2 separate regions of the Homo sapiens genome follow, and region 1 is linked to region 2. Evidence: chromatin loops called from intact Hi-C (ENCODE). Cell type or tissue: Caco-2. All regions are shown on one strand.

Evidence for each region. Peaks named below come from ENCODE experiments on the same cell type or tissue, not always from the same donor. Only the 100,000 strongest peaks of a DNase experiment are listed, where the experiment ranks them.
Region 1: a loop joins it to region 2, with 16 times the contacts of the local background. A loop is called at or near these places in 2 of 110 quality-filtered maps.

Annotation. Positions count from the first base shown.
Region 1 is chr12:123,797,779-123,805,778 of GRCh38, forward strand. DNAH10 (dynein axonemal heavy chain 10) reads left to right here. Exons shown (of 79, transcript NM_001372106.1): 14 at 1,468-1,593; 15 at 2,438-2,610; 16 at 3,503-3,654; 17 at 5,883-6,047; 18 at 7,055-7,262. Among named protein-coding and RNA genes, the nearest start is that of DNAH10, 39 kb to the left of the region's middle. In Caco-2, no CTCF peak of the experiment used is centred here; no DNase peak of the experiment used is centred here.
Region 2 is chr12:123,924,991-123,932,990 of GRCh38, forward strand. DNAH10 (dynein axonemal heavy chain 10) reads left to right here. Exons shown (of 79, transcript NM_001372106.1): 68 at 60-214; 69 at 1,647-1,830; 70 at 3,397-3,597; 71 at 4,285-4,494; 72 at 4,674-4,769; 73 at 5,412-5,583; 74 at 6,351-6,482; 75 at 6,646-6,857; 76 at 6,951-7,118. It overlaps DNAH10OS (dynein axonemal heavy chain 10 opposite strand), which reads right to left. Exons shown (of 2, transcript NR_187476.1): 2 at 2,065-5,553. It overlaps LOC124903043 (a long non-coding RNA gene), which reads right to left and starts at 27. Exons shown (of 2, transcript XR_007063505.1): 1 at 1-27. In Caco-2, no CTCF peak of the experiment used is centred here; a DNase peak (open chromatin) is centred at 3,441.

The sequences.
Region 1 (8,000 bases), 130 kb before region 2:
CAGCTTCTTTGGAGGATGCCTACCATCTTTTCGATATGATCTCACCCCCCACCCATGGATTTTTATATGTTATATAGCAGAGGCTGGTAAGCCATTTCTTTGAAGATCCCGATAGTAAATATTTTAGGGGTTTGGACAATTTCTCTGCAACGACTCAACCTGTCGTTGCTGCAATAAAGTATCCCCCAGATAATACGTTTTGAACAGGCGTGGCTGTGTCCAATAAAACTTTATTTATGGATGCTGAATTTGAATTTCATATCTTTTTCTTGAGTTACAAAGCATTATTATTCTTTTGATTTCTTTTTAATCATCTAAATCATTTCCTTCTCTTCATGTAAAAGCTGTTCTTAGTTCATGGGTAGAGACCAAGGCAGTTCATGGACTGTGGTTTGCAGAAGGCTGCCAGTCAACCTAGATTTCAAGTTATCAACTATATTAGTCCATTTTGCTATAAAGAAACTGGGTAATTTATAAGAAAAGAGGTTTAATTGGCTCACAGTTCTGCAGGCTGTACAGGTAGCATAGCCTTCCTGGGAGGTCCCAGGAAACTCCCAATCATGGTGGAAGGCAAAGTGGGGGCAGGTACCTCACACAGTGGGAGCAGGAGCAAGAGAGAGTGAAGGGGCAGGTGCTGCCCACTTTCACTTGAGCAGATCTCCCAAGAACTCACTCAGCATCACCAGGACAGTCCCAAGAGAGGTGGTGCAAACCATTCACGAGAATTCCGCCTTCGTGATCCAGTTGCCTCCCAGCAGGCCCCACCTCCAACACTGGGGATTACAATGCAGTATGAGATTTGGGAGGACAGAGATCTGTGCTATATCACCATCGCAGACCAACTCTCCAAGCTTTGGGAAAATCTATTGACTTCCTTTTTCAAAATGTGTTTATATCTAATACTATTTTATATTATATTATTTAATATTATATAACTATATATTATTTATTATATTAACATTTTTATTTATTATATTTATAATGTATGTATACAAAATTATGTAGAAAGATATGAAAAAATGTTTATATATAATTATATAAAAATGACCAGGTGCAGTGGCTCACACCTGTAATCCCAGCACTTTGAAAGGCCGAGGTGGGCAGATCACCTGAGGTCAGGAGTTCAAGACCAGCCTGGCCAACATGGTGAAACCCTGTCTCTACTAAAATACAAAAATTAGCTGGGTGTGGTGGCATGTGCCTGTAATCCTAGCTACTTGGGAGGCTGAGGCAGGAGAATCGCTTGAGCCCGGGAGGCGAAGGATGTAGTGAGCTGAGATCGCGCTACTACACTCCAGCCTGGGCGACAGAGTGAGACTCCGTCTCCAAAAAAAAAAAAAAAAAATTATATAATGTTTATAATAATTTATATATTATATTTATAATTTGTATAAATTATCTGTGTAGAGCGAGATGAAAAATGTTATTTTCAAGGACAAAATGACGGTTGCTTGAATTCTTTGATAGGTCAAACAAAAATATTTGGAAGTAGGTAGGACAATGAAGGAGTATGAAGACAGAAAGTATGAGCAGTGGATGGAGGTGACGGAGCAGGTGCTGCCAGCTCTCATGAAGAAGAGCCTTTTGACCAAGGTGCGCTGCCCACGCCCTCATTCCCGATTGCCGCGTGAGACGATGGCGTCTGCCACATTTTCTCAAGGCTTGATTTGTTGACATTCATGAAGTTGGGTCAGTTTCCAGAATCAAAGACAAGGAAGGGCTAGGGGAGGAGGAGAAAGGAAAGAGTGGAGATGGCACGATGCCATGGCTAGGACGCGGGCTGGAAACGGGCAGCCCTACTGACTTCTTGGGCAAGTGGCTGAATACCAAGCCTCCGTTTCCCCATTTATGAAATGCGTTTTATAAATCAGATGATGTAGACAAGCAAAGGGTTGGTTGAATCATATATGAAACAGAGCTGACAGCTGGCCATCTTTAACCTGCAGAAAAATGCCATTCCACCTGATTCATCCTCTTCTTCAGCTCTGGGCCCCGCACTTGGTGAATGCTCGATAAACGAACACCTGCCGTTAGGGAGGAAAGATGCAGCCTGGCAGTTTTAGGTCTTTGGTTCCTGAAATCCTGACGTAGGGACCAAAGCAAGTGGAGAGGGCCAGGTGGGACCCCTAGGGAACAGGTGGGCTCAGATCCGACCAAAGAGGCAACTGCTCCATGTCAGATTTTCCAGTGTTTCAAGGGAAGGCAGAAGGAATTTTTAGGTGAAATTGCTCCATTTTCAAATGCCGGCAACTGAATTGATTCTTCAAAATCTCCGTTCACCAAACAAAATACATATTCCAGCCAGTTCCAGCCAGCACCCCCGTCTGGTGAAGGGCCCAGTGTTGATCTTTTTCATGTTCACTTTTGGTGTGGGTTGTGTTGATCCAACTGTCTCTTGGACTGCCCTGGCCGCGCTGATGGAATGTCTCTTCCACAGTCTTCCATCGCCACAGAGGAGCCTTCGACTTTAGAAAGGGGAGCTGTTTTTGCAATCAACTTTTCACCGGCTCTCAGAGAGATTATTAATGAAACAAAGTACTTAGAGCAGCTGGGGTTCACTGTCCCTGAATTAGCAAGAAATGTTGCTCTCCAGGAAGACAAATTCCTTAGGTAAAAAAATTCTTCTTTTAAATTAGCAGTAAGCTTTTTGTTCTTGGGACCCCTTTACGCTCTTAAAAATTATTGAGGACCCCTCCAAAAGCTTTCATTTTTGTGGATTTTATAATTATGAATTCTTACCACATTAGAAATTGAAGCTAAGGCCTGGGCGTTGTGGTGCTACCTGTAGTCTCAGCTACTTGGGAGGCTTAGGTGGGAGGATTCCTTGAACCTGGGAGATTGAGGCTGCAGTGAACCGTGATTGCTCTATCTCCAGCCTGGGAGACAGAGCGAGAGCCTGTATCCAAAAAAAAAAAAAGAAGAAAAAAAAATTGAAGCTAAGAAAAGTTTAAAATATGGGGTTGGGTGTGGTGGCTCACGCCTGTAATCCCAGTACTTTGGGAGGCCGAGGCGGGCAGATCATGAGGTCAGGAGTTCAAGACCAGCCTGGCCAGCATGGTGAAACCCCATCTCTACTAAAACTACAAAAATTAGCTGGGCATGGTGGCTCATGCCTGTAGTCTCAGCTACTTGGGAGGCTGAGGCAGGAGAATTGCCTGAACCTGGCAGGCAGAGGTTGCAGTGAGCCGAGATCGTGCCACTGCACTCCAGCCTAGGCGACAGAGCGAGACTCCATCTCAAAAAAAAAAAGAAAAGTTTAAAATAGGGATCAACAATAGTAAACCTATTTCATGTAATATAAATAACATCTTTAATGAGAAGTAACCAATATTTTCCAAAAAAGAAAGTTAATGAGAAGAGTGATGTTTTAAATTTCTGCAAATCTCTTGATCAAGGTTGGTCTTGATTGAGACCACGGTCTTTTGTAATCTCTTGACCGCAAAAGCTTTTGATGAGCTTAAAGGTGCTCTCCTCAGGTTTATGACATTCCTGTCATGTGCAGGTACACAGCTGGGATACAGCGCATGTTGGATCATTATCACATGCTCATAGGAACGTTAAACGATGCGGAGTCTGTGCTTCTCAAAGATCATTCCCAGGAACTGCTCCGAGTGTTTAGGTCGGGATATAAGAGGTTGAACTGGAACTCACTAGGTAACGTCATTCATCTATTGATTGCCTTTTAGACTTGGGATGCAAAGTAATTCTTTTAGGTTGTTTTATTTGAATTACCATTTTCATATGTTTATAGAGACAATTAACAATTTTTGAGGGTTAAGAAATACAAGTTGCGGAACTTAGAACTGATCTCCAGGCTGTCGTTGGGATGAAGATAAGAGGGGTGATATTTTCACACTCTGCAGACCCAAAGCACATTTCTCCCAAAAGAAAATCACCTTTACTTTTATTTTTTTAATTAAAAATGTAATTTGGAGGTAATTATAGATTCACATGCAGTTGTTAAGAATTACGACAGAGGGAGCCTTCGTACCCTTTAGTCATTTTCCCTAAGTAGTAACTTCTTGCAAAACTAGTTAAGATCACAACCAAGATATTGACATTGATACAGTCGAGATAGAGAGCATTTTCAACACCACAGCGAGTACTGTCAAGTCCACTTCCCTCCCATCCTTGCCCTCTCCTTAATCCCTGGCAACCATGAATCTTTATTCAATTTCTGTAATGTTGTCATTTCAGAGTGTTATATAAATGAGATAACACATAGCCCTTTTTTGATTTGGCTCTTCTTGCTCAGCCTAAGTCTTCAAAGATCTGCCCTTGTTGGATGTGTCAACAGTCTGTGGATTTTCGAAGCATACCCCACGGTATCAATGTACCATAGTTTGTTCAGCCTTTCACCTTTTGAAGGACAACTAGGTTGTTTCCGGTTTTGGCTCTTAGGAATAAAGCTGCTATAAACATTTGTGTACAGGGTTTTGTGTGACAGGAGTCTTCACTTTTTCTGGGATAAATGCCCAGGAGTGCAGTTGCTGAGTTGCACGGTAGTTGCATGTTTAGTTTAAGGTTGTTGTTGTTGTTGTTTTGAGATGGAGTTTCGCTCTTGTTGTCCAGGCTGGAGTGCAGTGGGGCAATCTCAGCTCACTGCAATCTCCACCTCCTGGGTTCAAGCGATTCTCCTGCCTCAGCCTCCCGAGTAGCTTGGATTATAGGCACCTGCCACCACTTCTGGCTCACTTTTGTATTTTTAGTAGAGATGGGGTTTTGCCATGTTGGCCAGGCTGATCTTGAACTCCTGGCCTCAAGTGATCCATCCGCCTTGGCCTTTCAAAGTGCTGGGATTACAGGCGTGAGCCACCACGTGTGGCCTTTTTTTGTTTTTGTTTTTGTTTTACTGTCATGCTGTCTTACAGGGCGGCTGTGCCATTTTACATTTCCATCATCAATATATGAGTGACTCGGTTTCTCTGCATCCTGGCCAGTTTTGCTGTCACTTTTTTTTTTTTTTTTTAATTTTGGCCATCTGATAGCTGTGTAATGATATCTCATGGTTCTGATTTGACTTCTGTAATGGCTAATGGTGTTGAGCATCTTTTCATGTGCTAATAAGCACAAATATGTCATGTGTATGGCCTCTTCAGCAACACGTCTTTTTATGTCTTTTGCCTATTTTCTAATTAGATTGTTTGTTTTCTTTACTGTTGAGTTTTGAGCATCCTTGGTATACTCTAGATACTCGTCTTTTATTGGATGTGTGGTTTGCAGCTATTTTCTCCCACTCTGTCGCTTGTCTTTTCTTTCTCGTAGGAGGGCCTCTGGTAGAGCAAAAACTGTAAATTTCAACTAAGTCCAGTGTATCAATTTTTCCTTTAATGGGTTCTACTTTTGCTGTCAAGTCGAAGAATCATAAGTTTTTTTCTCTCCTTGTGTTTTGTTTCTAAAAATGTTATAGTATGATGTTTCCCAGTATAGTCTGTGATCCACTTTGGGGTTTTTATTTTCATAAAGTGAGACCGATCGTAAGTACTTAGCCCGAGTTTACTGTTCATGTTCTTGCTGTTCGTCTAAGCTCCAGGCCAGAGGAGGCTGCGGGCAGGTGGTGCAGAGTGGAGGTTCAGGGAGCTCCAGCAGTGAGAAGACAGCTAGGCTTGATAGTCCCTTTCTCCCCATGGTGCTCCAGCCAGGACCGTGCTAACATTTGAATAGAAGAGATGCATTGCTTGGTTGATTCTGGGCTCAGGACTCCTTGTCCCAGTCCCTTAGGGTTCAAAGTGGATCTTTGCCAGCCCAAAGACCCAAGGGGTTGGAATGAGCAGGGTCTTTCCTGCAAAGGGATGCCAGTATTAACATCACAGACGTTGGTGGGGGGATGTGGAAAGACAGAGTTGGAAGCCAAATGTCTTTCTTTCTTTCTTTCTTCAAAGGTATCGGTGACTATATAACTGGTTGCAAACAGGCCATTGGGAAATTTGAGTCTCTCGTCCACCAGATTCATAAGAATGCAGATGACATTTCTTCCAGGCTGACATTAATAGAGGCCATAAATCTCTTTAAATATCCAGCCGCTAAAAGTGAGGAAGAACTCCCAGGTAGATCTGACTTCTGGGTTCTCCAGTTATGGAATTAATGAGAACATATATTGTATATACATACATGTGTATATATGTACCTATAAATATACATATGTATTTGTATGTTCCATGAATGGCATCAAACCATTTCTAATGCTCTCAGTCATTTACTTGAAAGAATCACGGGTAGCTATTACTTTTTGTCATGTTTTATATATTGCTTAGTTTAACAAATTCATGTTTATTTGTTTTTGTTTTGTTTTTTTCTGAGACGAGGGCTCACTATGTTGCCCAGGCTGGTCTTGGACTCCTGGCCTCAAGTGATCCTCCCACCTCATCTGCGAAAGCCTGTGGTACTTTGTTGATAACTTTGTAACAGTAAAGCTAGTTGTATTTTTTATGGGCTCACATTTACTTGCTAAAGAAAGATACTTTAGGCAGGGCTCGGTGGCTCACGCCTATAATCCCAGCACTTTGGGAGGCTGAGGCAGGCAGATCACAAGGTCAGGAAATCGAGACCATCCTGGCTAACACGGTGAAACCCTGTCTCTACTAAAAATACAAAAAATTAGCTGGGCGTGGTGGTGGGCACCTGTAGTCCCAGCTACTCGGGAGGCTGAGGCAGGAGAATGGCGTGAACCTGGGAGGCGGAGCTTGCAGTGAGCCCAGATCGCACCACTGCAGCACTCCAGCCTGGGTGACAGAGTGAGACTCCGTCTCAAAAAAAAAAAAAAAGATACTTTAAGTGGTCTTAGACTAGTCAACAAGGAATTCAAGATATGTCAACAATGAATTGAAGAAAAACAAGATTGCCCAAAGGTATAAAAGCCACTAGATGTGCGTAACTGGTTGTCATTTATTTGTTGCTTAGTGTGTGTTCTGATATTGACTTATGTTCTGCTTTGGGCTGAGGTTGGAGGCTGGTTTTGGTTTTTTTAAGACACACAGCTCATGTTTGGATTGCCTTTTGAGTGCTGTCCTTCCCTGTGTTCGTGGACAGCTCTAACAGACATCTTTCTCTCCAGGCGTGAAGGAATTTTTTGAACACATTGAGCGAGAAAGGGCCAGCGACGTGGACCACATGGTCCGGTGGTATCTTGCCATTGGACCACTGCTGACCAAAGTTGAGGGCCTGGTCGTCCACACCAACACAGGCAAGGCCCCCAAGCTGGCCTCCTACTACAAATACTGGGAAAAGAAAATTTATGAGGTCCTGACAAAGCTCATCCTGAAGTAAGTTCATCTTGTTGCATGCTTTAAAATGGTGTGTGTAGATTAAAACAGTTGACAAATATGGACAGTTAGAGGGGGTGGCAAGGTAGAGAATGAAAATCAGTTGGATGGTCAGAGGCTTTCTGGCAGAAGGGCACTCACAGAATGGGGGGATGACCTTCATGATCTTGTTAGGCCCCTCAACATTCCAAAAAAGAAAGGATCCCTCTCCCCACTTCAACTGTCTGAAAGCCATCGTGAGCCTGTGTTCAGCTGGCAGCAGAGAATCGCTGTCACTCAATATTGGCTAGAATCCCAGAGGACTTCCTTGTTCATGTTGAGAGTGACAGACGTGAAGGACACATGGCCTATTCCTTGCTGATTTCAAGTCAGCCCCTAGTTAGCGCGGTCTGTGCGTGTTGAATGCCTGTTTCATGTGCCAGCCTCTGACACGCCAGACTCTGTCCCTTCCCTCCTGGGCCTCACCCTCAGCAGCTCAGCCAGACCAGCTGGAAGCTGAGTGCCTGGACCCCATCGCATTGGTGGCCCACAGACTGTTCTGGGGTGTGAGGCTGACAGTTTAGGATCATTCTAGGAAACCAGCCTGTGAAATCCATCACCGTTACCGTCACGTCTATATTGTCAAGAGTAGTGTTCATTTTATCATGCAGTGTCTTCCTTATGAAGGGGAACTCCAGAAGAAATGACTCTAGTTCCTTCTTTGACCCCAGCCTCACATTTTTCTCTTCTTTTCTTTTT
Region 2 (8,000 bases):
AATGGGGACCTATGTCATTTCTGAGTTGACGCACAATGAATATTCTTTGCTTTTCCCAGTGGTATGACCTGGATTCACTGGAGCAGTTTCCCGTCCCCTTGGGTTACGATAACAACATCACCCCTTTCCAGAAGTTGCTTATTTTGCGCTGTTTCCGTGTGGATCGGGTCTATCGGGCCGTGACTGACTATGTGACTGTAACAATGGGAGAGAAGTAAGTGTGTCGTTTTGTTGATTTGCCACTTTCCGTGGGGTGGAATCTCTAGCGTCCTCCCACCTTGGACTCAAAGAAAGCAGAGGCTGACCAGCTCCCGAGACAGCTGTCGCCACCCTGCTGTACAATATTCGATAGCCGATATTCTAGAATTCTTCAATATTCTAGAACAGTGCTAGTCATAAGAAATTCAGTGTGAGCCACATATGCAGTTTCGAAAGTTCTAGTAGCTACATTAGAAAAGAAATGGGCGCAATTAATTGTAATAACATTTTATTTAAATGAATATATTAAAATTATCATTTGAATGTATAATCAATATGAACATGATTGAGACATTTTACATGCTTTTTTCTGGTATTAAGTCTACAAAATCCTGTGTGAATTCACACTTACAGCACATCTCAATTGGGGCTAGCCACATTTTAAGTGCTGTGCCTCACGGCCATCGCACTGGACAATGTAGCTCTAGCATGGGGTACGAAGCCAGGCGGAGCGTGTGGGGCTGCAGCTCAGATGTGCCCTTGTAGCCAGCAGGCCATGGCAGTGAGTGATGAGGCTGGGTGGGGTCCTGGTCCCTGGGCAGCTGCCCTTAGCTCCTGCTGACTGATACCAGGTGCCATTGGGAACCCACAGTGGCTGGATCCTCTGACTCTGAAAGAAGCTAGGACTTCAGATTTTTTCCTGAAATATCCCAATATCTTTGTGTTTGCAATGAATTTTAAAACGCACATCTGGGTCAGGTGCGGTGGCTCACACCTGTAATCCCAGCACTTCAGGAAGCTGATGTGGGAGGATCGCTTGAGGCCAGGAGTTCGAGACCCAGCCTGGGCAACATAGTGAGATACTGCCTCTAAAAAATAAAAAATAAAAAAGAATTAGCCAGGCGTGGTGGTGCACACCTGTAGTCAAGCTACTAAGGAAGCTGAGGTGGGAGGATTGCTTGAGCCCAAGAGTTTGAGGCTGCAGTGAGCTGTGATAGTACCACTGTACTCCAGCCTGGGCAACAGAGTGAGATTATATATTTCAATTTAAAAAAAAAAAAAAAAAAGAAAAAGAAAAAACCCACACACAAAACACAAAACTCAAAACTCAAGATGTGGACCATTCAGGACACGCCTGTGGAACCTCAGGGTTTTGTGCCATGGGCAGGCCCACCTAGAGGGCAAGCTGAGGTGCCCAGCTCAGCACAAACCAACTGAATCGAGTGTGAGGGGGTACAGAGAAGTCCCTGCCACTCAGGAGTTCCCCATCAGGGTGGGAGACGTGCATAGAAACTAGAATCTAAAACAGGGAAGACTGCAACGAGCTATCCCAGAGGAGTGGTCAGAAGGTTCTGGACACCGGAGGAGGCAGCGCTGATCAGACAGACCAGCCCCTGGTCTGGAGCTGTCCTCGCGGGAGAGTTTTCTGACTGTGTTTCTTTCACCAGGTATGTGCAGCCCCCAATGATCAGCTTTGAAGCTATTTTTGAGCAGAGCACTCCACATTCGCCCATTGTGTTTATCCTGAGTCCTGGCTCCGACCCTGCCACTGATCTTATGAAATTAGCAGAGCGAAGTGGTTTTGGAGGAAATCGCCTCAAATTCCTTGCAATGGGTCAAGGTCAAGAAAAGGTAATTTGTGGCTGAAAGGAACAAGCTCTACGTTTAGGGGAGGTCCCTGGTGTCTGCTAAGAAGGAGCTAACCTGGGTTTAAGCTGAGTGCCACGCCACAAATCAGTTGGATGCATTTCCGAGCTAAGAAGCAGTAATGAAACACTGGGAAGATGACAATAATAGTTATGATTTCACAACCTCATGTTGTGATCATGGTGCTGTGCTGTTTTCTTTTTTTTTCCTTTTTCTTTTCTTTTTGAGACAGGGTCTCACTCTGTCACCCAGGCTGGAGTGCAGTGGTGCGAACATAGCTCACTGCAGCCTCGACCTCCTGATTGTGAAGTGATCGTCCTGCCTCAGCCTCCCCAGTAGCAGCTGAGACTACAGGCATGCGTCACCATGCCTGGCTAATTTTTTTGGTATTTTCTGTAGAGAAAAATACAAACACGTCACCATGTTGCCCTGGCTGGTCTTGAACTCCTGGGCTCAAGCGATCCTTCCACTTCGGCCTCCCAAAGTGTTGGGATCACAGGCATGAGACACGATGCTCAGGCTGTGCTGTTTTCAAAGCCCTTTCACACACAGTCCTTACCTTCCTTAGTCCCTGAACAGCCTCATTGTGGATCAGGATTATTATGGCCCCAATTGCATGGCCAAGGGAGTGGGTGGAGAGAGGCTGAGCCCAGGACCATTCAGGACAGAACTGTGGTGCAAATCCTCCTACCTTTCTGAGCCAGTGAGCTTTCTTTGCTGAGGTCTTGCCTCTCTGCATCACAGTGCTCCCTGCTAGAACTTGCTACACAAGTTCAGTACAATGTGGGACAAAGCTTGCAGGAAAAGTCTGTGCGTCAGTAAGTGTGATGGTTGCAGGCATGCGTGTTGGGGTCAGAGGGAGCTGACTGCCAGTCCTGGCTTTGCTATGAACTGTGAGGCTTTGGGTAAGCCCCTCTACTGCTGAAAGCCCCTGGGTGAGATGAGGATGGCAATACCCATGCTGGATGGCCCAGGAGGCAAGCCCTGGGCACCAGCAAGGCGGGCCAGCTCTCTCAACCACAACACTGAAATAAGCTATTGTAACGCCAGCACTCATGTGTTTTAAGCCATTTCAGAAAGCAAGGCTTGATTTGGGTGTTTAGCTTGTTTGTGCTTTGAATTACATTTGGGAGGGGACATGGTGATTGTTTTCCAGGCCTAGGGCCCTGAAGATCTTACAGTGGCCAGGACAGTCCCGACTTCCTGGTGGGCTTTAGCTGGTCTCTTGCAGCCCTGCTCAGGAGTCCTCAGGGGACAGGAGCGACTGTGTGGGAGGAGCTGGGACTTCCAGGGCCAGGGAGGCAGATGAGTGCAAAATGCTCACCCATCTTCCAGGCTGGGTGTGACCAGCTCAGTGCACCCACGGGGCCCATGGGGTTTCTCAAAGATGGTTTATTTGAAGGCTCCACCTGTAGCTCCTGGATCCTCGGCTTGCTTTTGGCTTCTGCTGGAGCTGCCATCGCCCTTCTGTGGGTGTGGAGTGGGTCTCTGGAGAGCACGGGGTTGGGTTTGGATGCCAACCCCTCTCCTCTTCCCTCTCCCCCGGCGCAGGTGGCCCTGCAGCTGCTGGAGACGGCGGTGGCTCGGGGGCAGTGGCTGATGCTGCAGAACTGCCACCTCCTGGTCAAGTGGCTGAAAGATCTGGAGAAGTCCCTGGAGAGGATCACCAAGCCCCACCCAGACTTCCGCCTGTGGCTCACCACGGACCCCACCAAGGGCTTCCCCATTGGGATTCTGCAGAAGTCCCTAAAGGTCTGGCTTCAGGATGGACATCAACATGCCAGCACGCAGCTTCTCAGAACACCTGCATGCTGCTCTGGGGCCGGGGTGTGCCTTTGTCTGTGTAGAAATAAACCTTAGGCTGCAGGTGAAACCTTGCGGTTGAAACCCTTCTCAATCCCACCTCTCTCTTTAGAGGGAGCCGCTGTCCTGGGTTGGGTGTTTGTGACTCCCAGGCCTATCTCTACCAATTCTGCATGTGTCCCTAACAATATCTACGCTACTTTTCATAAACTTCACGGCCCCCCCCCCCACACACAGCCTGCAGTTCGCTAGTGCTGACTGCAGGAGTTTCGCGTGGTTTACATGCCCCATTTAATTTATTCTCCGGGAAATTCTTTTGGAAAGGTTTTGTCATTCTCTGTCTCTCTCTCTCTCTCTGGGGAGGTGGAGGGAAGACTTTACTTTCATTTTATATATAGTAAAGGATCTCATGGTTCAGAGGAAGGTCAAAGACTCTTGACCCTTGACCCTGAGAGCCAGAACATCTAGTCCTTTAACTTCTCAGCCTGGGCCCTGGACAAGAGACTTTAGCTATTGGAGGTCTCAGACAGATGGCTCCGTAGAGAGGAAGGAAAGCGCAGTGCCTGCATTGTGCACACTCTTCCAAGCTTGTGGGCCTGCGGTCTCCATCACTGTGTGTTTTCTTCTCTTCTGAAGGTTGTCACCGAGCCACCCAATGGGCTGAAACTCAACATGAGGGCAACTTACTTCAAGATCTCTCACGAAATGCTGGACCAGTGCCCGCACCCTGCCTTCAAGCCGCTGGTCTACGTGCTGGCGTTCTTTCATGCTGTGGTGCAGGAGAGAAGGAAGTTTGGGAAGATTGGCTGGAACGTGTACTATGACTTCAATGAGTCTGACTTCCAGGTGACAGTGGCTGCTTCTCCTTGGAAATGGCTTCCTTAGGCGGCCCACTTCCTCCCGACTTTCCTCCGGGTTCAACCACAGCAGGGTTGCACCGTTCCCAGCAGCCTTTTCAGAAAAGTATCAGAATGTGAACAGCTTGGTGGGTTTCAGTATAACTGAGCGTGTTCTCTTCTTTCAAGGTCTGCATGGAAATTCTGAACACGTACTTAACGAAAGCCTTCCAGCAACGGGACCCAAGGATCCCGTGGGGCAGCCTCAAGTACCTAATTGGAGAGGTAGGGGTGACCGGGGATCCTTCCGCAGGTGCCTCTGGGGCTACAGAGCTGTGGCCTCGTGCCCCTATTTTCCTCTGAGCCCTCAGAACCAGCCTCTTCTGCCCCTGTGTTCCCCTTGGGTTTCTGTGACAATTCTCTCTGCTCTCACCTGGTTGTTCTTTGTCCTAAGTGAGCTCTGTTCACATGGAGGTTCCCTGAGCTGGATCCATGGCTGGGGATCCAGGCAAGGCATCCTCTAGCCCCTTGCCTCAGCTGTTGCTGTATACAGAGCTCACAGGAAGCATCCCCGGTGGTCTGCACACGGCTCAGGCAGTGACATCAATTCCAAAGACAGAAGCAGCTGCTGGCTTCTTCAGCTGTTTGTTTGATGTGTTTGGGGGACTTTGCCTGCTGCACAGGAGCTCCCAACACTTCCTGAGGGCTTCTTACTGCTTTGGGCCCTATCCCTTGGGAAGCCAGCAAAGCCACAGATCAATTGTGTGAACAGTGGCCCGAAAGGTTATGCAAGTCAACAGGTTCAAGCCTTGCAGCAGCCAGGCTGCTGGAGTCTCTTGACCCTGGGTGAGCCTCTGGCCCCGGGCCCCCAGGGTGCACACAGTAGGTTCTGAGCTCCTGGCTGGCTCTCAGGCCCTCTAATTTCAGGTCATGTATGGAGGACGGGCCATCGACAGCTTTGATCGCCGCATCCTGACCATCTACATGGATGAGTACCTGGGGGACTTCATTTTTGATACTTTCCAGCCATTCCACTTCTTCCGGAACAAGGAAGTGGACTACAAAATCCCTGTTGGTGATGAAAAGGAGAAATTTGTTGGTGAGATTTCTCAGACATGAAAAGATGTTTTCAAGGCTTTTTCTAAGGGAGACCATACATTTCAACCGGCTCCTCTCCTGGTGGGGGCTCCTCGGCTGGTCAGGTGTGGTCTGTTAAGCCTGTTAGGTGGCTCGGCAGACGCTTCCTGGCTGCAGAGCTGACTGATAGAGTTCAGATTTCCCATCCTGGAATGATGGTAAATAAATCAGGTTCCACCTGGAAGGGCAGAATGGCCACAGTGAAGCTCACTGAGCCATTTTCGTAAAAGATGAACATACGGCTGGACTGGGTGTGGTAGTGTAGAATTTTTACATTAAAAACATGTCATTGGCTGGTCATGGTGGCTCGCACCTGTAATCCCTTCTTTGGAAGGCCAAGAAGGGCAGATCGCTTGAGCCCAGAAGTTCAAGACCAGCCTGGGCAACCAAGCAAGATCCCATCTCTACAAAAAATAAACAAAAAATCAAAACAAAAAAACAAAAAACAAAAATATTAGCTGAGTGTGGTGGTGAATACCTGTAGTACCAGCTACTTGGGAGGCTGAGATGGGAGAAGAGCTTGAGCCCAGGAGGTCGAGGCTGTAGTGATCAATGACCATGTCAGTGCACTTCAGCCTGGGTGACTAAGACCCTGTCTCAAAAAAAAAAAAAGTCACCCTCTAAACAGTGGAAATTAGTCTTGCATGTCTTGGAGACTTTGAGGCTGTGGGCCCTGAGAAAGCACAGGTGGCTGGACAGTGCCACCTCCGTTGTTCTCTGTGATTGCAGAAGCCATCGAGGCCCTCCCGCTTGCCAACACGCCAGAAGTGTTTGGTCTCCACCCCAACGCTGAGATTGGCTATTACACGCAGGCGGCTCGAGACATGTGGGCTCACCTGCTGGAGCTGCAGCCTCAGACAGGTAAACTCTACTCAGGAGGACTTCATTAGTTTGATTGGGGTTTTACGATTGCTTCTTGTAGCCCTCCCACGTTGCTGATGCCTTTCCCAGAACTGGAAGGCTCAGGAGGCTCCGGTTCTGCACGTGGATGCCTTGCTTTCTCTGAAAAGTGTCCTGGTTTTAGGGGAATCCAGCAGTGGTATCAGCCGCGATGATTATATTGGCCAAGTGGCCAAAGAAATAGAAAACAAGATGCCCAAAGTCTTTGACTTGGACCAGGTGAGGAAGCGCCTCGGAACAGGACTCTCCCCCACTTCGGTGGTGCTCCTGCAGGAACTGGAACGCTTCAACAAGCTTGTGGTCCGGATGACGAAGTCTCTGGCTGAACTTCAAAGGGTGAGCCTGTCTCTCATGTGCAGATTACTGCCTAGATACGTGGCACCTGGGGTTCTGATAGAGTCCTGCCCGATTGCTCTTGATTCTAAATAGGCCTTGGCTGGAGAAGTTGGAATGAGCAATGAGTTAGATGATGTGGCCAGGTCTCTTTTTATCGGGCATATCCCTAATATCTGGAGAAGGCTTGCTCCTGACACCTTAAAGTCCCTTGGAAACTGGATGGTCTACTTCCTGCGGCGGTTCAGCCAGTACATGTTGTGGGTAAGTGGCACGTCACCGCCTCCTCTCTGCCGATTCAGGTGTCAGCCTAGACTCCTCAAACCACCTCCCAATCCCCTCTTTCCATTGCCCAGCAGTAACCTCTGTTAAAGTTTATTGGGTGCTCTGGAAATGGTCTGAGATTCTTACAAGCCTATCTGTATCTTTTGTTTTTCCTTTTCTTTTGAAGACTTTGAAGCATACTCTTACATACCCGATTATTTTATCTAAGTGTATATCTTGGCACTTGTTCCATATTAGTACACAGCTAGCTCGTTCTTTTTTAGAGTATGCCATTGTACAAATGTTTCATATCCTTTCTCCTCCTTCTGTATCCTAAAAATATGGTAACTGCCTACATTTCGGTGGTTACCATTTTTTTTTTTTTTTTGCTAATACAAATAACATTCTGGTGCACATGTATATGAATATGCATAGGGGTATATTCCATGGGTAAATTCTGACAGTGGAAGAGTTGGATCAAAGAGCTTGTGCATTTTAAATTTTGATAGCTCTTGTTGGATGGTTCTTAGAAAGGCTGAAACCACAGTCTATGAGAGTGCTTCTTTCCTCACTCCGCTGCAATGCTGCGTTCTTAACATTTTGGATCACTGTCTCCCTGATAGGTGAAAATAATATCTCATTGTTTTGCATGTCTTTAATTATGGTGAGTCTGAGCGTATTTTGCATGCTTTACAGACATTTTGTGTTTGTTTTTCTGTGAATTGTCCTTTTGTATCTGGATTTCATTTTTAGTGAGGTCTCCATCTTTCTCATTGATGTTTAAGAGCTCTTTGCAAATCAAAGAAATTAGCCCTTGGTCTGCCAGTGTTGCAGGTATTTCTCCAAGCTTGTCATAAGTCTTGACTTTGCTTACGGTATTTT